2 separate regions of the Homo sapiens genome follow, and region 1 is linked to region 2. Evidence: chromatin loops called from intact Hi-C (ENCODE). Cell type or tissue: heart right ventricle. All regions are shown on one strand. Links, peaks and the distances in the headings refer to the core of each region. The heading gives the core; the rest is flanking DNA.

The links. Hi-C counts contacts between places; a loop is a spot of excess contacts. Peaks named below come from ENCODE experiments on the same cell type or tissue, not always from the same donor. Only the 100,000 strongest peaks of a DNase experiment are listed, where the experiment ranks them.
Region 1: a loop joins it to region 2, with 2.7 times the contacts of the local background. A loop is called at or near these places in 2 of 110 quality-filtered maps.

The regions. Positions count from the first base shown.
Region 1 is chr12:30,923,884-30,933,964 of GRCh38, forward strand. TSPAN11 (tetraspanin 11) reads left to right here and starts at 2,865. Exons shown (of 8, transcript NM_001370302.1): 1 at 2,865-2,913. It overlaps LOC124902911 (a long non-coding RNA gene), which reads right to left and starts at 2,806. Exons shown (of 2, transcript XR_007063264.1): 1 at 1-2,806. In heart right ventricle, for the core only: no CTCF peak of the experiment used is centred there; a DNase peak (open chromatin) is centred at 5,148; H3K4me3 peaks cover 1,369 bases; H3K27me3 peaks cover 2,889 bases.
Region 2 is chr12:30,858,323-30,868,403 of GRCh38, forward strand. It overlaps the pseudogene PPIAP44. Among named protein-coding and RNA genes, the nearest start is that of TSPAN11, 63 kb to the right of the region's middle. In heart right ventricle, for the core only: no CTCF peak of the experiment used is centred there; a DNase peak (open chromatin) is centred at 4,359.

The sequences.
Region 1 (10,081 bases), core at 634-8,633, 65 kb after region 2:
CAGTGCTGGTAGAAGAGGCCAATTCCTTCATAAAAGGTAAGGACAAAAGAAAGCCAAAATCAAAAAGTCTAGGAATTAGAATTCTAGGCCTATGTGGTCTGATATGGTAGCCACTAGCCACATGTGGCTACTGAGCACTTGAGATGTGCCACATGCAACTGAAGGGCTGGATTATTTCATTTAATTTTAATTAATATAAACAAATTTAAAAACTGATCATTTGATTTTATTGTTGGAAAGCTAAGTATGTATATAACAACGTAGGCTTGTAAATCTATTTCCTCAACCAAAACGTTATGAAATCTAAATACACACTGAATATTTCCAATGAAAATGTAGTGTTTGCATGTAGATGTGCAATACACATAAAATATAACCAGAGTTGGAAGACTTAGTAGGAAAAAATGTAAAATATCTTATCGTTGATTTTTCATATTGACACACGCTGAAATGATATTTTAGATATACTGTGTTAAATAAAATATATCATTACAATTACTTTCACCTGTTTCTTTATATTGATTTTTTTTTTTAAACGTGGCTCACGGAAAATTTTTAATTACATATTATATTTCCATTGGTTCTCCACTGTAAACGTTTAATGTTACTGGGGATACTGCTGGAGAGGGACTACCCTAGCCCAGAGCTTCATTCATCACTCACCCTCTCCTACTGCTAGAAAGTCACTCCAGGCCGTTTTCCAACCCTCTCTTTCCTCATTGCTGTTTTAATGTTATTAACTTTGGTGAATACTGACCTCCCCTCACCCTTACCCTCTTCCAGCATTCTCCCCTCCTCGGGCCTACTCCACTCTTCTCTCTTCCATCCGGCTTTTGAAAATCCATCTTCTACTACGAATAAGCTTCCTCTTCGCTCCCCATTCCCCAGGCTCTTTCCTTCACACCACCTTCTCTGAGTCTTTCTAACCATCCCTGTCTGTTTAAACTGCTCCGTTAGAGGCCAAGTTTTGTTTCCTGCGCCCTTTCTCAGTGTCCCTGTACCTCCGGTTGGATTTCTAGGAAACAGACTCTGCACAGAGATGGAGATGGTATGTGGGAGGTCTCCTGGGACGTGCTCTTGGGAACAACACCTTGAGAGAGTGAGGGAAACAGGATTCGGCAGAGAATGAACTTTAACTGTGCTGCTTTCCACAGAGGCCTCGGCGGATCCCTTGGGAAGCTATGGAGCTGGGGTGGCCCTTCAGGGCCCTCCGTAATGGAAGCAAAGAGGTGAACCTTTGTATCTCCCCATCAACCAATTGGATCCGAGATACAGATGCCCCGCCCCAAGGAGTGGCAACCTGGTTTATATAAGCCACCACTCAAATAGTTATCTTGAACTAGCCCAGAGATCTCCTTCTTTCTAAATCTAAACCTATTTTCTTGGGCGCCCTCCTCCGTGGTGTCCCTGCAGCCCGGGCCCCGGCCCCCATTGAACCTCCCTCTTCTCCTGAGTCCTGACACCCCGCACAGTCCTGACCTTCCCTTATGGTTTCTCCTGATAGTTTCCGTTCCTTTCATGGGCTCCTTCTCGGTAGACCTAGATTCTGTCTTCAGCCCTGTTCTCTGTACCTTTTCTACCCTCTCCCTCCACCTCTTGTGTCGGCCCAACTTCTTTCCAGATGATTCCAAAATTGACATCCCTTGCCTCAGTCTCTCCTATGAACTCCAGAATCACCCTTCCAATTGCATTTGCTGGATATCTGCCCCTGGAAGAAGGTGGCCTGCTTCTCCAATCCAACTTGCTCCACACTAAACTCAGTCACATCACTCCAGGTTCTCCTCCAGACTTCCACAATGTTACAGCCCCAGTGTGCTCCTCCTACACCACACAGTCTGTAGACTCTCCTTTGCTGCAGCTTCCGCATTCATCCCCCAGTTAAGGTCCTCATCTCACGGGACTATTGGAATCATCTCCTTCCTGTGTGGCCCCCCGCGAAGCCCTTCTCAGCAGCCAGCTGGGGTATTTAGAACGTTGGTGCTCCCGGTACAGTGGCTTTGTCAGCGTCCCCTGCCTCCAGTGGCTTCCCTGATCTAGCAACCTGGTAAATGGGTAATCTTCCTCACTGCAGCTAAGTTTCAAAAGAACACGGTTGGATAAGCACAAGGCCCTTGTTACTTTGGGAAATAGATAATCCATGCCCCACTGTTAGGGCCAGTCCCGTTAGGGCCAGCTTTGCACCTTCACAGGGACTCAGCAGGAACAGATGGGCTCTACTCTCTGTTATTCCTTTTTGCTTCAGATTAGAGAGACCTTGATTCTCCCCGGGGCCCAGGAAATGTAAAGCTGATGCTCCACAGGACTCTAAGAGGGACACGGCAGTGATGGGGGCTGGTGAGGAAGGGGGATGGAGAACCTCTCTCTTATCAGACAGGCTTGTCCCTAGGGTCCCTGGAAACCCCCAAAGGCCAACCTCTCCCAGGGGCCGACAAACGTAAAGGGCAGGGAGACCTAAGCGGGGAGCTGCGGAGCGCGGGGAGTTTGAAAGCCGCTCCACCGCCCTACTAGTCCGTCCTTTTGCCCCGCCCCCCTTAGGGATCCCCCCGGCAACCGCACAGCTGCCTCGGACTCTGACTTAATTCCCTCCGCGTGCTCTGAATCGCAGAGAGGCAAACCCCCAAACAAAGAGCCGGCAGCTCGCGTGCGGGGCTCCCGGGCGCGTCCTGCCGGCTGGGCTGGGAGAGCCGGCGCCGGGGCGTCGCGGCCGAGCGCTGGGCAGGCGGGGACTAGAGGGCCGGCAGGAAGCCTCAGTGGGCGCAGGGGCGCGGGCCGGGCTGCCCACACGCTGACCTTCCCGGGCTGGGAGGGAGGAGCGCTGGCTGCGGGCGGTGGGCGGCTGGGCGGCCCCGGGAGCCGCCGCTCTCAGTCTCTCTAGGCGCAGCTCCCTTCGCCGCTTCCGGAGCCCCTGGCAGGGTAAGTGCAGAAGCGCGCCCGAGGAGTGGGGGCGCCGCGGGAGGGGGCTGGGGGTCCAGGAGAGGCGCCTCCACCTCCGCTGCCCGCCCCGCCGGCAGTCCCGAGCTAGACTGTCCCGAGCTTCCCCCGGGCGGGCAGAGGGAAGCCGGCTGGGGATGAGGAGTGGAGGAGGCAGGAATGCCTGGGACACTCGCGGGGCATGTGAGCAGGTATTGGTGTCTGCATGGGACACGCAACACGGTGTCCATAACTATGCGCATGAGTCTGCCTTTCTGCACTTGTGCCTTGGGAGAGAGCTCTGGGCCTCTGAGGGCCTCGTGCCGTCCAGCGTGCCCGGGGCATGTCTGTTCCTCTTGAAAATGTCATTCTTTGTCCACCCTGAATTCGAGTAGCTGCCTCTCATGGCTACACCAAAATGCTGTATCTGGTGCACATTGCTTTCAGAGGGCCTGTCTGCCTGTGCAGGGATGTCCTCATGTTCTGGGCACGTCTGTGTATTTGTGACAACATGGCTGTGTAGGCCCTGTCACCTGTGTTTTCGTGCCCATCCCTGCATGTGCAGTTGGCCGGCTCCGTGTGGAAAGAAGGCATGGAAGGTTCTGGGGTGTATCCTTTTCACCAGCCATATGTGCAGTGTGCACATGTGTGAATTGGTGGAAAGTATGAAAGGGAGGCAGCCCAGTTGGGCTTGGCGGGACAGCATCTTAACTTGAGTCTAAGCTGCTGTGTGCAGGAGGAATAAGTGTTCCAGAGGTCTCCAGTTCGTGGCAAGTATTGTGAGGTGAGCGTGGGGGTGGGGGGTGAGGAGAAGAGGCAGCTTCTGGAAAAACTCATAAGTGCACTCTGGGGCATAGGGTGTGTGTGGGGGAGCGTGAAGAAGAGAATGAGGGTGGTATTAGGCCAAAGTGGATAGTCTGTGTTCAATTTGTGGGCAGCTGGATTGCAGTGGAAAGCAGCAGTTAGAGGCTGGAGACAGGTTTGAATCAGAACTTAATGGTTGTCACTGTGTCAGTAGCATTGTTCCCTGGACAGATAGGTCATCTGGGGCTCAGTTGCTTTTTGTGCAAAATGGGACTAATAACCACTGGCCCCATCTGTCTCCCAAGGGACTGGAGGCTCCAATTAATGCCTGGAAATGCTTTGATGATAGTTAAGACTCCTAGGGTAAGGGGCACTACTGGCCTACAGGGGCCAAGTTGGTGGTCTGGCGAGGGCTTAGGTGGCCCAGAGCTGTTTGGTTTGTGGGTAGCAGAGGGAGGCATTTGTGTGCTGTTTCCCACTATATTCAGCATAGCAGGAATTTTATACCCACCTTTGGACTCGTGTGTAAAATATGTACAGGCCTGTGTGATTCCCCATAGTTCTTGTGTGAGTGCTGCAGAACAAGAGGAAAACTGGCGTTGATGTCTTTAAGTCTGCCTAGAGCACCTTGACTTTCCAGAGAGCCTTTCTTCAGATGAGCCCAGGACATTTATAACCACCAACTTGCTTTTCTTTTTATGCCGCCAAATGAAGCAGTAAGGAGCACCCTTCACAGTTTGTAGCCAGGGAGATAGGAGATGAAGAAGCTTTCCCAGCCAAGGTCACAGGCCTGGGGTGTCCACCACCAAGTTCTATCTCTTGGGTTACAGTGCCTTCAGACCCAGGGCCAACGCTGGACTGGGCTGAAGAAGGAGGGAGGCATCAAAAGTCATGCACAGACGGCACCGAATTCCAGGATGTAGTTGGGTGGTTTGTCCACCCTCGGATGTCACCTGTCACTGAGACTTCTTTGTATGTGATAGCTGTTTAGTAGTGTTTGTAAAAGGAAAGATCCTTGGATGGGAGATGCCGGCAACCCAGGTCAGGTCCCGGCTCAGCTCCCTGCCTGGGGAAGGTCACATCACCTCTCTGGGTCTGCTTCTTCTTTGGTCCAAATCAGGGCATCTTTCCAGATTATCATTCTGTTTTCAACTGTGTTTTGCTTCCTCAGAGAGGCCTTTCCTGATCCCCCATCTAAAGTAGCCACCTCCCAGCCATGATCACATCATTGTTCCTTCCTAGCACTTGCGACCTGTCTGAACTTAGCTTTGCCACATCCTACTACAATGTGAGCTCACCAAAAGCGGGACTGCCTTTGTGCCGTTGCCTGCTGGCTCCACCTGCAACACAGTAGGTGCTCAAGAGATATTATTGTTTGTGAATGAGTGAGTGAGTGAATAAATTAGTAAGGGGATGTGCATATGTGTTTTTCAAATTGTCCTCCCAGGAGCTCTGGAAGGGAAGAGCAGGCTCCACTGGCAGGGCGCCAGGTCCCTCACACCAGCAGCTCGGGGTCAATCTAAGTTACATGTCAGCTTTCAGATAGGATCTCCTTTGAAGAAAAGCCTCTCTCACTAAAATAAAACTAGAAAACCGTTGCACCAGAAGACTTAGAGGGGTCTTTTCAACTCCAAGTAGAAATAATAGTACCGCAACTGGAAGAAATCCGCACTTGACCCTCAACGAGGATTATAGGCAGGATTCAGACATACAAAGTGGTTATTCCACAAACCATTTCTGCTTGGCCATGGAATTCATCCTATGGCTATTTTTATGCTACTGGTTTAATTTCTTGAATTTTGGTCAGAGTTAATATGGAAATGATTTTGCTTACAACACAGCAACAAGGGCTATGTGAGAACTCGAACCCATCTATATCTGAGACAGGCACCAGACGGAGGACACGAAACATCTGCAAGGTGGACAAGCTGTGCGCAGATATTTGAGAGCTACCTATCTAGGGTGACTCTGTCTGTTATCGTCCTCTATTGGGGGTGTTCCCAGGCATACTTGCCCAGATGTGCCTCACCCCCAGTAGATGTCCACTCAGCAATGTTTTTCTTGAGTAGTTGGCAGTGCTGAGGAACTCTGGTCTCTGAGTGATTACTGAGCGTAGACGACAGCCACGTGATGAAACCTGGCTATATTTACATGTGATGACCCTGATCTGTATTTACAGCAGCCATGTTTCCTGGGGTTTCCAAGCTCTCCTCCACGTAAAATAGTCTCTTGTGCTGCCTTTTCCTAGAAATATACTTGGAAGTGGCAGCACAGCTGCTGTGTCCAACACCATGTCCAGGTTTGGGGCTCAGAATCTAGATTTACCACCCTTTTCTAAGCCCCATAGGGGGAGCATTAATGACCGTGCCCATGATAGAGGAGGTGGTGGTGTTCTGTTTGGTTGGTTTAGGTGGGTTGTTGAGGACGGAGACTGTGGAGAGAAGGGTCGGGAGTAGAGAACTGGACCCTCTGTTCATTCCATTGATACTGCCCTTGCTTCGTGTAGATGCCCTGCTCTTGCTGACTCTGGTGGGTTTCTGGGCTCATAGGTTTATACTCACAAGATGGCACTCCACAGGGTAGAGGGAGTTGGGAAGGGGGCAGCAAATATACACTGTACATGTATGTTTTCCAAGTGCCTGCTGTGAGCTTTGAACCTCCAGGCTATGAGACATGCATTAAGGACCCAGCCCCCGACCTCTGAGCACTCATTGTTGAGGACATTAAACTCATTCCCAGGAAGGGATGAGAAAACAGCTGAGTGCAGACTAAGTGGCACTCACCCAAGCCCCAGCTGGAGCTGCGAGAAGGAAAGGTGTGCAGAGAGGGCAGGCAGAGGCAGCCAGCAGCAAGGGTGGCCGGAGAGCCCAGCTCTAGGGCCAGATGGTTCAGGCACAGATCCTGGCTCTGCCCCTTCCTCTCCGTGTGACCTTCCGTGTGTTATGTGACCTTGCTAAGCTTCAATTTCCTCATCTGTAAATCGAGGAAATGACCTCAACTCGTAGCAGGGTGCATGGATGCCTGCCTAAGCTGAACTCAGAAGAGGGGTACGGAGCGCCCAGGTATCTGATGACCACAGTGAAGGAATTTGAAAAAGGTCTTATGGCAAGGAGGGGGCTTGAAGAGTGGTGACTACTGTGGGACCTTGTCTAATGCTGGTCTCCCCTGTAGTAGTCAGGGGGTCTGTGGCGTCGGGCTGGGTAGGCCCCAGGCCAGTCAAGCACTCCCTTTCTCCCTGGGATGCTTTTCCAACTGGCCATGCGACTTCCACTCACAACTATGGAGGGGGAAGTGGCTGCATCCTGGCAGCCTCACCCTCCCTCTCTCACTGCCCTGCACACATACAAGCACATGGCCCTGCTTAGAGGCTTAAGGATTTTTGCTGTAAAATACCAAGAATTGAGGATGTTACAGAGGTTCAGGAAATGAGAATTGCTCTGGTGGTCCCCTGGTCTGTGTTGAAAGGGAGTAGGGGACCCTCCTTGATGGTAGTGTGGGATAAACCCCCCAGTGGTTCTCAGCCCTATCCTGGCTTAGGCATTCATTTTTTTTTTAATATGTACTTCGTGTTTTGAAAGGGTTTTGTCAGCCAAACTTCAATATAAATGAGAATGTGTTTCTCTATCTTAAAAAGATTAATAATCAAAGACCCTATAACTGATAGTTTGATTCCTTTCTGCTTGATACATATCAGTTGAGGTCACTTGCTAGCAGATTCTAGTGTGTTTAAAAAGCTCAGAAGAAAAAAGGACAAAGGACAGAAGCAGACTGGTGTTGTCTGGTTTGTCTGAGGTCTGGCACAGTTAGCAAACATTTAATCACATAGCTGGTGTGGTAGCTTGACTGAAGCCTTTTGGTCAGGTAGAAATTCAGGTTTCTATGAGCGTTCTTGAAATGCGGTAGAGATTTCTCTCCCAGAGCTGCCTTTTATAGATAAGCACTAGGGTTTTGATAGTTGGAAACCACGGTCCTATACTGTGCTTTTAGAATTAGAGTACCTGGCTGGGCGCGGTGGCTCATGCCTGTAATCCCAGCACTTTGGGAGGTCGAGGCAGGCAGATCACCTGAGGTCAGGAGTTCAAGACCAGCCTGGCCAACATGGTGAAACCCCGTCTCTATTAAAAATACAAAAATTAGCTGCGTGTGGTGGTAGGTGCCTGTAATCCCAGCTACTCGGGAAGCTGAGGCAGAAAAATCGTTTGAATCTGGGAGATGGAGGTTGCAGTGAGCCGAGATCGCACCACTGCACTCCAGCCTGGGCGACAGAGTGAGACGCTGTATCAAAAAAAAAAAAAAAAAAAAGAGTCCTCATCCTATCCTACTTGAGAATACAATTGTTTATTGACTTTTTATCCCTAGCAACGAGTGCAAAGCTTGGCAAACAGTAGGAATTCAATAAATGTTCATTGAATGGACATTTCAGGAAGGAGCTCATGAGTCATCACCGAGACTGTGCCTCAGGGAGACTCAACCAGAGCCAGATAGGTAATTTGTGGGACCCAGTGCAAAATGAAAACATGGAACCCTAGCTCAAAATGCAGGAAAAGATACCATTAAAGTTATCTTTATACCTTTATAAATATAAGCCCTTTCCTTTTTTCCATGGTCTTTCTCTCAACTTGTCATGTGGTATTTTTATTTACTATTTAATGATATTCTAAGTAAAGAAAAATTAAAATTTTAAATTATTAGTATGAATTTTACTGTTCATCCTTATATTGTGCAATGCCAGTTTAAAAGACTCTGAGCATTTAACGTGTGTAGAATCACCAAACTACACAATTCCGATTTCATAGTGCATATATGCACGTGTATTTTGTTCTTACCAGAGCAGTGTCATTGCTGCTCTCAACTACTCATCAATGCACTCAACGTCGCTAACTCAACTGTTTTTATTCCTCTAGTAGCATCCCTGGGGCTCACTAGGTCTCTGCGACTGTGCTGGGCATATGGTCCTTCTCTCGAGAGTTGATAATTCAGGACTTGTCTGTGCCTACCCAAAAAAGAAGGAAGGGTTGGACATCAGTGATTCATACCCTGTTTGTGTGAGGGAGTCACAAACTCCTTTGGAGATCTACTAAAACCTATGGAACCGCAGCACATAGATGGTAAAAATGCTTTATACAATTTCAGGGGCCCCCAAGTTACAACTCCATGGAAGGAACTGTCTTTTAGGCTTACTGCTACGCCATGGTATCCTGTTTCGGAGACAAGATAGGGACTATTTTGAAAGCAAATGAGAAATTGTTCAAATCCTCCTATCTGGGAAAGGAGATGAGATTTTAAGTCATTTGGCTTTTTAAATTCAATTCCTGATGCCTGGAAGGGAATGACGCTGCCTTTCTGATTCCCAGTGGGCAGGTTGTAAATGTCCTTAAGCATGAAATGACGTGGTCCACAATGAAGGCTTTTGTGGGAGAGCCCCTCTTTCCACCCCATAGGCTAGACTCTCCTCCAGCCTGACTGACCCCTGCCAGAGCCGCAGGATGACAAACTGCCACCATCCCCTTGCTGGGCTGCAGCTGCTGCTCTAGTGGGGAGAGGCAGCTGCACATCCAACCAACACTGACTGAATTCAGGCACAGGCTGGGGCATCACAGTCACTCTCTGGGTGATCCTTGTCCTCTAATTTAACTGGGCAGAGGAGGACACTGGCTCAGGTAGGTTAGGTGACCTGCACAAGGTCCCCCAGCCAGTAAGAGTGACATTAATCTTCCCTCCATGTATGTGACAGCCAACCCCCAAACCAGGACACTGGCTCAGATAGGTTAGGTGACCTGCCCAAGGTCCTGCAGCCAGTAAGACATTAATCTTCCCTCCATGTATGTGACAGCCCAACCCCTAAACCAAACATCAGAGAACCAGGCTCACATTTATGTTCCCCCTTCCAGCTCCTTCCTCTCAGCACTGGGGATGGGGAAGGGGAGGAAAGCCACCCCCTACCTCTGCCCAGGATGGTGCAGGAGCCGCTCCACTGAAGACCTCTCCCTGAAGCTCATGGGTGTCCTCTGCAGCATCCAACCAGAGTCATTGCCCATCCAGCTCTCAGAAATTGTCAGGTCAAGCAAACAGTGGTTGCAGCTCTAGTGGCTGCAGCTCTAGTGGCTGCAGCTGTGGACCTAGGAGGGGCTGCTCTGGGGACCCTGTCCAGTGGAAGGGACAGCAGTGTTGTTGAGGCCCCTATGTCTTAGACTCTGGGTCTCCTGTGTCAAGCCTGATGGTGAGCTCTTGGTTCAGATTGAGTTGGGATCATTGTTGATTTGAGGCCTAGAATGCTTCCCATGTCCTCTAGACAGCCATGAGGAGCCATGTTCTATACCCCTTCCCTTCACACCTACACACAGCAGTGAACACACACCGGGGCCCC
Region 2 (10,081 bases), core at 1,132-9,131:
GGCCCGTGTGTCTATTGAGGAGTTAATGTTTTAAAAATATATCTTGCAAATCAATGTGAAAAACATTAACATCCAGTGGAAATATGGGCGAAGTTCCTGAACAGAAAAATCACAGAAATTAATTTAAAATATTGTTTAAAATTAATCTCCCATTTGTAAAAAGAAAGGAAATTAAATACATAATAAATAAATGCTCATCATTTTTAAAGATATTTTAATGCCGAAAAAAGTAATCTCTGAATCCCAAAGGGTAAAGAACATCCCCACAAATAGAGTACGCTTAGCTTTGTGCAAACTCACCACTCTGTTCTTGTAGTTCTTGTTTCACTGTTAGTCAGTGACTGAAACCAGTCTGTGGGTCACTATTTGAAGCACTGACCTGGAAAGTTCTGAGTGGATAGGTAAGCCTGTGCAAACGGATGGAGGAGACCCAATCTGTGCAAACACTCAGGATTGCTGGGATATCAAAGGAGGTCACCGAGGGTGCATTTGTCTGATGGCCTTGGAGCCTCCTGGGAGAAAGAGAATCAGCAAGAGGACTTTGGGACTACCCGCCTTGCCCCTGGACCCTAGAATGAAAGGGCTCTACCAAGAGACCATGTGAATATCATGGCGGATGGGGAAGCCAGCCTGTGAAAGCAGGTGTGTTATGAAGAACGCCATGCCTTGGAGGGCAGCAAACTGTCAGGGGGCTGACAGCCAGACCCCACATGCTCTAAGTTCTTCAACAGAGGAGGCTAACAGGACAAGGCACTTGAGAGTTACAATCACTGAGCCTCAAGGCCATCTAGGAAAATGACCACATAGCCCTTAAGGACTGCCAGTGGTTCTCGTCACTTCACACAGGGGGTGGCAGTGGCTGCAGCCTGCCAGCCACATGTCAGAGTGTAGGGCGCCTGACTAAACCAGAGAGGTTTCTGCATCTGGAAAACAAAAAGATTGTCTCTACAAATAGGAGATGGTCCTTGCATGAGGACCTCGCATAAGACCCCTTCACCAAAGCAGCCTCCCTCCACTTCTCTGAACACAACCCCACCTAGGATAAGCAGGACCCCTCAAGGTGTGTTGCTGGCAGAGCAGAGGCAGGAGGTCCACCTCCTTCCTAGGGCTGCCCAAGGACTTCCCCAGGCTCTACCTTCAGAGGAGGCCGTGCCTTTGTCTGCAGGTATTGTAGACTTTGGAGCAGCTGGATCTGCATTTTGCCAATGACTTCCTCCTGGGAGCCCCAAGTCCTATAAGAGTCCTATTCTTCAATTACAGCAGTGGGAATTCTGACAAGATGAAGATTTCCAAACCCCAAGTTACTGCTAGAACTAATTGGACAGTCACTGTATGTCACACCCTTTCTTAGAAACACTCGGTGTCCATCATTCAGTCCTTACTGCGTGTGTCACTGTGAGCTGCTTGCTGCCTTCACTTTGCAGCTGAAGGCAGTGAGGCTGGGGGACCTCAGAGAACATCCCTAAGGTCATACAGTAAGTGGCTAAGTTGAGATTCAGACCGAGGTCTATCCACTCGCAAGGCCCCTGTTTTAAGCACACTACACTCCCAGCAAGAGTAGCTAAGGGAAAAAAAAAAACCACCTAGAAACAGCCTGAATGAACATCAGAAGGGAAATGATTAAACTTCACAATACCTGTCCTATGTAATTGAATGCAGCTATTATAAAGAAGTGAGCTAGTTTTATATACGTTAACTTGGAAACTTTCTATGTTGTATGGTTAAGGAGGGAAAAGAACAAAGTTGCAAAAAGATACATCATACTATTTCATTTTTTTTTTTTTGATAAAAGTTTTACATGTGTGGATATGTTTCTAGAAGCATGGAAAACTTATGGAAGCCAATAATGCAACCTCTGGAGTTACAGGGGCGGGCCACCGGACCCCTGAGCTTAATAACCGGAAGATTTGAGAAAGGCGTGCGGCGGGCAAAGATCGCAGAAAGAGTGGAGGACTGGTGCCACTCAGACACCTTAGCTCGCTGAGAGAAATGGAGACGGCCTCCAGGACATCTTAGGACCCTGGCTGATTCCGAGAATCACAAATCACATCTCTGAAAAAAGTGAGAACTTCATTCTTTCATTCAGTGCAAAAATGTTTACTGAACACCTACTATGTGCCAGACACAACCGAGATGCTGGTGATATGATGCAGACAAAGTAGGCTCAGATCCCTGGCCGGGAAGAATTCACGTACTATTTGTGCATTCTAGTCAGTCCGTCTGCTCCTCCTACATTGCCTCTGCCACCTCAACTCTGTCTCCCCCAACCCCCAACACACACACAGAGTACAATATTTGGCTGATTCATCTTGCTATGTTCAATGTTTTTCTTTCCAAGAAAAAAGTTGAACAAAATGAGAAAGCAACAGATTGGTAAGGCATTAGAGCTTGGTGATCTCAGATAACCCCACCCTTCAGTGAGGGGCTGCCCATGGAATTAACTACATATACGACAACACCTAAAATCCTGCAAAGCTTAGCCATATCAGCATTTTATGGAATAGAAAAAAAGATCAAGTCCCTGTCCTTCAAAGCTTGTACTCATGAGAAATAAGATAGCAGCACCAGGCCGGGTGCAGTGGCTCACGCCTGTAATCCCAGCACTTTGGGAGGCCAAGGCAGGCAGATCACAAGGTCAGGAGTTCAAGACCAGCCTGGCCAACATAGTGAAACCCTGTCTGTACTAAAAATACAAAAATTAGCAGGGCATGGTGGCGGGCTCCTGTAGTCCCAGCTACTTGGGAGGCTGAGGCAGGAGAATCACTTGAACCCGGGAGGCAGAGGTTGCAGTGAGCCAAGACCACACCATTGCACTCCAGCCTGGGTGACAGAGTGAGACTCTGTCTCAAAAAAAATAAAATAAAAAGATAGCAGCACCAAACATATATTTCCTTTTCTATATTGTGTATACTAAAGTTGTTTTGGAAAGTGGAAGAGGATGAGTTTGCTTGTCAAATTATAATACGTTCCTGAGGAGGGCAATGAGAATCGAAAGCCAAAAATTAGTGTAGGCTTCCAAATAAAGTAGGTTCAGGGTGCTACCTTAATGAGGATTCTTGACAGCCCACCGTGTAAACAGCAGGGATAATGTTATGAAGGTGAAATAAGTACACCCACAAAAAGCGACAAGATCTAAGAATAAGTAGGATAAAAAGACACAGATCTTAGTCCATTTAGGCTGCTAAAACAACATGCCCTCAACTGGGTAGCTCATAAACAACGGAAATTTATTTCTCACTGTTCTGGAGGCTGAGAAGTCCAGGATCAAGATGCCAGCCGATTTACTGTCCGGTGAGGACCTGCTTTCTGATTCATAGATGGTGCCTTCTAACTGTGTTCTCACATGGCGGAAGGGGCTGGCTAGCTCTCTGGGGTCTCTTTTACAAGGGTACTAATTGCATTCATGAGAGGCCAGCCCTCATGACCTATTCACCTCCCAAAGGCCCTACCTCCTTATACTATCACCTTAGCAGTTAGGATTTCAATGATGAGTTTGGGGGGACACAAATATTCAGACCATAGCAACATTGATGAGAAGATCCACAGAAATCCTGGAATTCGGTGAGGAATAAATCAAAGTATAGTACCTTTGGTAGTTTCCATCTATGTCGAGAAATTTAATAATGAGAACTTCATCCTAAAGCATACAGGTCCTGGCATCTTGTCCATGGCAAATGCTGGACCCATCACAAACAGTTCCCAGTTTTTCATCTGCACTGCCAAGACTCAGTGGTTGCATGGCAAGGATGTGGTCTTTGGCAAGGTGAAAGAAGGCATGAATATTGTGGAGGCCATGAAGCGCTTTGGGTCCAGTGGCAAGACCAGCAAGAAGATCACCATTGCTGACTGTGGATAACTCTAATAAGTTTGACTTGTGTTTTATCTTAACCACCAGACCATTCCATCTGTAGCTCAGTAGAGCACCCCTCCACCCCATTTGCTCACAGTATCCTATAATCTTTGTGCTCTCACTGCAATTCCTTTGGGTTCCATGTTTTGTTTCCATCCATGCCTAGCTGGATTGCAAAGTTAAGTTTATAATTATGAAATAAAAACTAAATAACAAAAATAATAATAATAATGCAACCTCAACATTGAGTACCTCAGGGAGGTGTGGTTGAAGGGGTAAGGGGGTGGCCTTCCAGCTTAACACTTAAAATGTTAGAACAAGAATACTTCATTTTCATAATCTAAAAGAAAAAAGAAGACCTTTATTTTTGTCTACTTTGGACACAGTAGGAGGTGAGTAAATGTTTGCTGAATTGAATCAAATTGAACCTACTGAATCTCCCCGTCCGCTGGGACACTAGCTGGGCAGGCTGCCCAGAAGCAGGAATGCAGAGCCTGTGCGTCCAAAGATAAAGTATCGCTCTGCCACAGAGGCTGAGGCATCCCTGGAGAGAAAGAACAGCCTTGCCTGCTAGATTCATTTCTACCATCACCCAGGCCTCCATCCTTACTGGGAGATGCTGGAAATAGCTTCACCTTGCTTCTTAACTGACTCATGGCTTTTGCGTTTCCAGGCAGCAAAATCATATTAGCAGCCCCAAAACCCAATAAGGACCATGTACCCAGTCAAAACTTCTCAACACAAAAGGAGACAAGTAAGACTGGTCAGCTGCATTCTGGTCTCCTCTTAGAAAAATCACTGGTGGCATGAAATCTTTAGTTTATTAACAGACATCTCCTGCATTCTGACAATAGTAGCTCATTCAAAAACAAAAAAAGAAGAAGAAAGCAAATGGTGACCCAGGTTCTGAGGGATGAAACCAAAATTTTATCACAGTAGCTCAGCGCCTGGCTCACTTGGGGCTGCTGGGCAGTGAAAAGATGGAGAACTTTTGACTTTCCAAGGCATGGACTTGAAAGTCACCCACTGTTTCTGTGGTTACTGTATTAAGGCGTTTTAAAAGCAAGTGAGTGCCAAAGATGAAGGTGATGGAGATGCGCAACAAGAAAAGCTGAATCTTTCTCCAGGACTTAGATGAACTCAGTGTGTAACTGGATCCTAACCATCTTCACACAGTCAGGATGGGGAGGGGGATATTTTTACTTATTTTATAAGTAGGTGAGCAGAGCCTGAGGCACCCAGTAACATTCACGCAAAGTCACAGGGCAACTGAGGCCAAGCCTTCACCCAACCTCATCACAGGTGTGAACTCTCCATTCTGAACACATGCCATCCTCCCCTAACCCCCAAAATCATTCCTCCTAAGGAGGAATAAATTGGATATTGGGCCTCAGTTTCTTTGCGGATGCAGGGTGTCATCCAGGACCAATCCTTCATTTTCCTGCAGATGAAATACATCAAGCTTAACTCCCATCCTAGGACTAGGAAAGGACTCACAAGCCTGTGTGGTTCAGAGAAGGCGCAGATCAAAGCACATGACATTGTCATTTCTACAGCCATATGGCACTTGACAGATTTAAAAGCATTTATGCACGTTTAACTTCATGAACCTCACAACCTATCCCCCCTTCCCTTGAGTAGGCAGGACTGGCCTAATTTTTCCTGTTTAATAGCAGAGACTCAAACAGCTGGGAACAGGCAGAGTAAAGACAAGAAAGTCTTCTATTCCCCAATCCAATGCTCTTTCTGCAGTGCTTAAAGAGCAAAGCAAAGCAAACTTCTCCAGAGATGCCTCTGCCTCATGACCTTTGCCTGGCCTGAAAGTGAAGAATTCCACTGGGCTACAGTAGTCAAGCACCCTGTTGGGAACATTTCCTCCTGAGCCCCCCCAGTCAGTCCTGCCTTTTAATCATGGCCTCATGTAAACCCTTGCACCCTGTGGGAGTCTCAGCTGGGATCTGAGTTTTTTAAAAAATGGGGCTTCATCCATGTTCACCGTCCCCCACAACACACACGTCCCCTGAACACACATCCTGATCAGTGGCTTCTGGGCACCAGTGTCTGGAAATAACCCCTGCCCTCAGCTTCTTTTTCTGGGAAGCTCCTTCTGTAACTTGCTATATCAACCGTCTCCCATTGTGAGAGGGAAAAGACTGAAGAATCTGTAGGGTATCTGGACAGAGTGCCATTTTATGGTATGTGTGTTTAAATAGCTTTTGCTCCCTGATTTTATGTTGCTTAAGGTTATGTTGAAATTAGCATGTCTAGGAAATAGCAGTGAGGAAAGGTGGCCCAGAAACCTTTTTTAGATAGCATGAAGAATGTTGGCCTGCTTTTAATTCTGTGCATGTGGATATATAACAGTGAATGGGAATTGATAAAATCTGCATTTCCCTACTATCTTTTCTTGCTTGTGCCTAGTAACCCTCAGAGAATGGGGTCAATGTAGGAGCCTCTCGGGAGCACCTCAGTGTTAGCCTTCTCTCTTTTCTGAGCAACCTTACTCTGGGTTACTCAACAGTCCCAAAAGATTTTAATGATGGTGGTTTCCTTCTTAACAACTGAACCTCCAATTCAGAAAGCTCAGCTTTCTCCTCTCTGGGTCATGGCAGATGATCTCACAGTTGTGTGCAAGCCCCATCATTTTTCCCTTCATCTCCCCTTCCCACTCCTACCCACAGGGACCCACTCAAATGTCCTTTCACTGAAGAATACCTAACATTTTTGAGAATGTATGTGCTTTTATTTAATAAGAGTGATATTGGGTTATATATCTCACTTTTTCATTCAACACTACCTTTTTGAAGATCTTGTCACTAAATCTGATTCATGGTTTCTGACTACTGCAGAATATTTCACTGTATGCACCCCACCGTATCCCACTCTGTCTCTTACTAGCTGTGTTGTCTTTGGCAAATTACTTAAGTGCTCTGTACCTCAGGTTCCTAATATATAAAATGGGATGGTACTAGTGCCTACATCACAGGGTGGTTATGACGATTAAATGAGTTTTGGACTGGATGTATCTGAAGAGCTTCGAGAAGCACTTGGCACATAAAAAGTGCAGAGGAAAAAACACCTTAGTTAACATTATTGTTACTTCCCTATTCCCCTGATGAAAGATGTGTTGGTTAGACAGCTCTCTGCTACAACAAACAATGCTGAAATGGGCATCCTTGCTCATGTTTCTTCTTATAATTGTCTGTGAATTTATCTGGGACATATACCAAGCAGTGGAACTGCTGAATTACAGAGCATGTAAATTACTTTATAGAAAATGCCAGACTGCACTCCAGGATGTACAATTTACAACAGTCCCCCTGTTGCAGCTTTTTTCATTCTGGTAGTTCAGCTGACAGGAGTGTCACAGCTCTTTTATTATCACAGTTCAGTGAGTTCTGGGTCCTTGTCTCATGACCAAGAGTAATAAGGTACTGGAGAGGGGGTGTATTATAATTAGTCCATTCTCACACTGCTAATAAAGACATATCCAAGACTGAGTAATTTATGAAGAAAAAGAGGGTCAGTGGACTCGCAGTTCCACATGGCTGGGGAGGTCTCACAATCATGATGAAAGACAAAGGAAGAGCAAAGGGACTTCTTAAATGGTGGTGGGTAACTGTGCAAAGGAACTACTCTATAAATCCATCAGATCTCATGAGACTTACTCACTATCATGAGAACAGCACAGGAAAGACCCACCACCATCATCCCCTTACCTTTCATCAGGTCCCTCCTATGACATGTAGGAACTGTGGGAACTACAATTCAAGATGAGATTTGGGTGGGGACACAGCCAAACCATATCATGGGGTAAGGCAGGGTAGAATTTATTGAGCAAAAGAAAAGCCCTTGACAGCAAAAAGGGACCCAAAAGTGGGTAGCTGGCTGAGAGGCTGAGTCTAGGGTTTATATGGGCTTAGAATGGGGAAATGCATGCTGATTGGTTTATGAGTAGGACTGGAAAAGACACCCTTCAATTAGTTTGTGAAAAGAGCCAATCAGGAGAAAGTGGGCATATGCAAAATAGTCTTGGAAAAGGCACCATTCAATTGGTTAAGAGGCATCATTTAGAAAGAACCAATTGAGAGAGAGTAGGTAAAATGGGGATGGAAGTTCTCATTCAGGTTCATGGATTCTATCCGGAACTGTAGCTCAGTTTTCAGGGTTTAGAGTGTTCTTGGCTTGAAGGTGGAGTTTCACCAGGGACCTGTCTCTGTCTGCCCAGGAATTTGTCTGTCTCCTGTTGCTATCACCACTAACAGTCTTGAAAGCTCTCACTCCCCACAGCCTTATCAATGCTTGATAATATCTTACCTCCCACTGGCTGCTAATCTGATGGGTGGAAAGTGGCATCTTCTTTTGTTTTGTGTGTCTTTGATCACTAGTGAAGTTAAGCATCTGTTTGTACATTAGTTAGCCTCTTGTGAGTTAATATCTTGTCTAATTTTTTCATGCCTTTTCCTTCTTGATTTGTGGTAGTCCCTGGTATATTCTAGAAATATCCTTGTTAGTTTTAAAAGTTGCATGTATCTTCAAACCTACGATCAATCTGTCATCTTGGTGTATGGTGTCTTTTATTAAACAGAAATTTTTAGTGTGGTTGCACGCAACCATTTTGTCCCTTATGATTCATGCTATTTGAATAATGTGTGAAAAATCTTTTATACCCCCAAATCACACATGTGCACACACAAGCTCCTTCATTTTTTCAATATCATAAATTTGCCTTTCACATTTAGGTCTATATTTGGAGATTATGTTTGTATATGGTAGAAGATAGAGATCTGAATAATTTTTCTCCAATAGTAAACCAGTTCCCCAAATATCACCTATATAAGCCATCCTTTCTCCACTGATGAGTGCCACCTGTCTCATATAAAATGACATATAGCCACGAGTTTATTTCTGCACCCTCTGTTCTGTTGCATTCACCTTAATCATCCTGTACCAGCAGCAGATTCATTGAATTAGTGTGGAGTTTGTAGGATGTCTACAGTAGATGTTAGGGTGAATGTTTTCTCTTTTTTGAAATTTATTATTTCATACACATTTTAGAATCACTTTGTTATGCCAGTGCCAAAATTTTACCTTAATTCTTATTGAATTTTTATTGAATTTATGGATTAATTTGTGGAGAACTTATATTTTTAGAATTACATTACATACACACTCTACCTCTCTGTTTAAGTCTTATAATCTTTAACAGAGTTTAAAATTTTTGTCCTTAAAGAACTTGCACATTCTTTGTTGGACACTTTCCTAGGTACTTCACAATTTTTTTTTGCCTCTGAAAATAGTATTTTTTTCCTATTCTATATGCTAGTTTAAAAAAGAAAACTGTTGATTTTTGTAAGTTGGCTTTGTATCCAATAAATTTGTTGACATCTCATTAGTTCTAGTGGTTTGTCTCTTGATTCTGTTGGATTTCTATGTCTGCAAATGACTTTTTGTCCCTTTTCTCTCTACCTTTATTCTTCTTATTTTTTTTTCATGTATTATGGCATTGGCCAGGATCTCTAGTAGTATATTGAAAAGTAACAGTGTTTCAGAGGTACTTCATCTTTTTCCAAATCTCAAATTAATTAATAGTTTGTCTGTTAATATATATATTCACAGTAAAATCTTGGTATATAGATTTTATCAAATTTTACAAAAGCTTTTATTTCCACTTATGGCAATTTACTTTGAGAGATTTTACAATTTTGAGTGATCTTTGCATTTTTAAATACACTCTTGGATTTAGTGAGTTAGTATTTAAATAGGAAATCCAAATGAAATAGATTATGATTTTCTTTTATTATACTGTTCTTATCTGATTTTGGAATCAAGGATATACTAGCATTATAAAAATAAGTCAGGCAGAGTTTTCCCTTTTTCTATTTTCTGAAACAGCTTGTATAAGATAGAGATTTTTGATTCCATTAAAGTTTGGTGAAACTAGCCTGTAAAACTGTGTGGATCTGGGCCTTAAAAAAGGGAGGATAGGGCATGGTTTTGATTACTCTTTAATTCCTTTAGCAGCTATAGTTCTGTTAACATTTTTTATTTTTGTGTAATATGTTTAGAAATAATGCATCCAACTCAAAATTTCATCCAACTAAAAATTCTATGTAGGTTTTCAAAATTTTTGCTTTCTAGATCATAGAATTCTTTTGATATTTATCAATTACTTAGGCAAATGTTTCCCATTTTGAATCCTTCATTTTGTTTGCATGTCATCTATTCTTG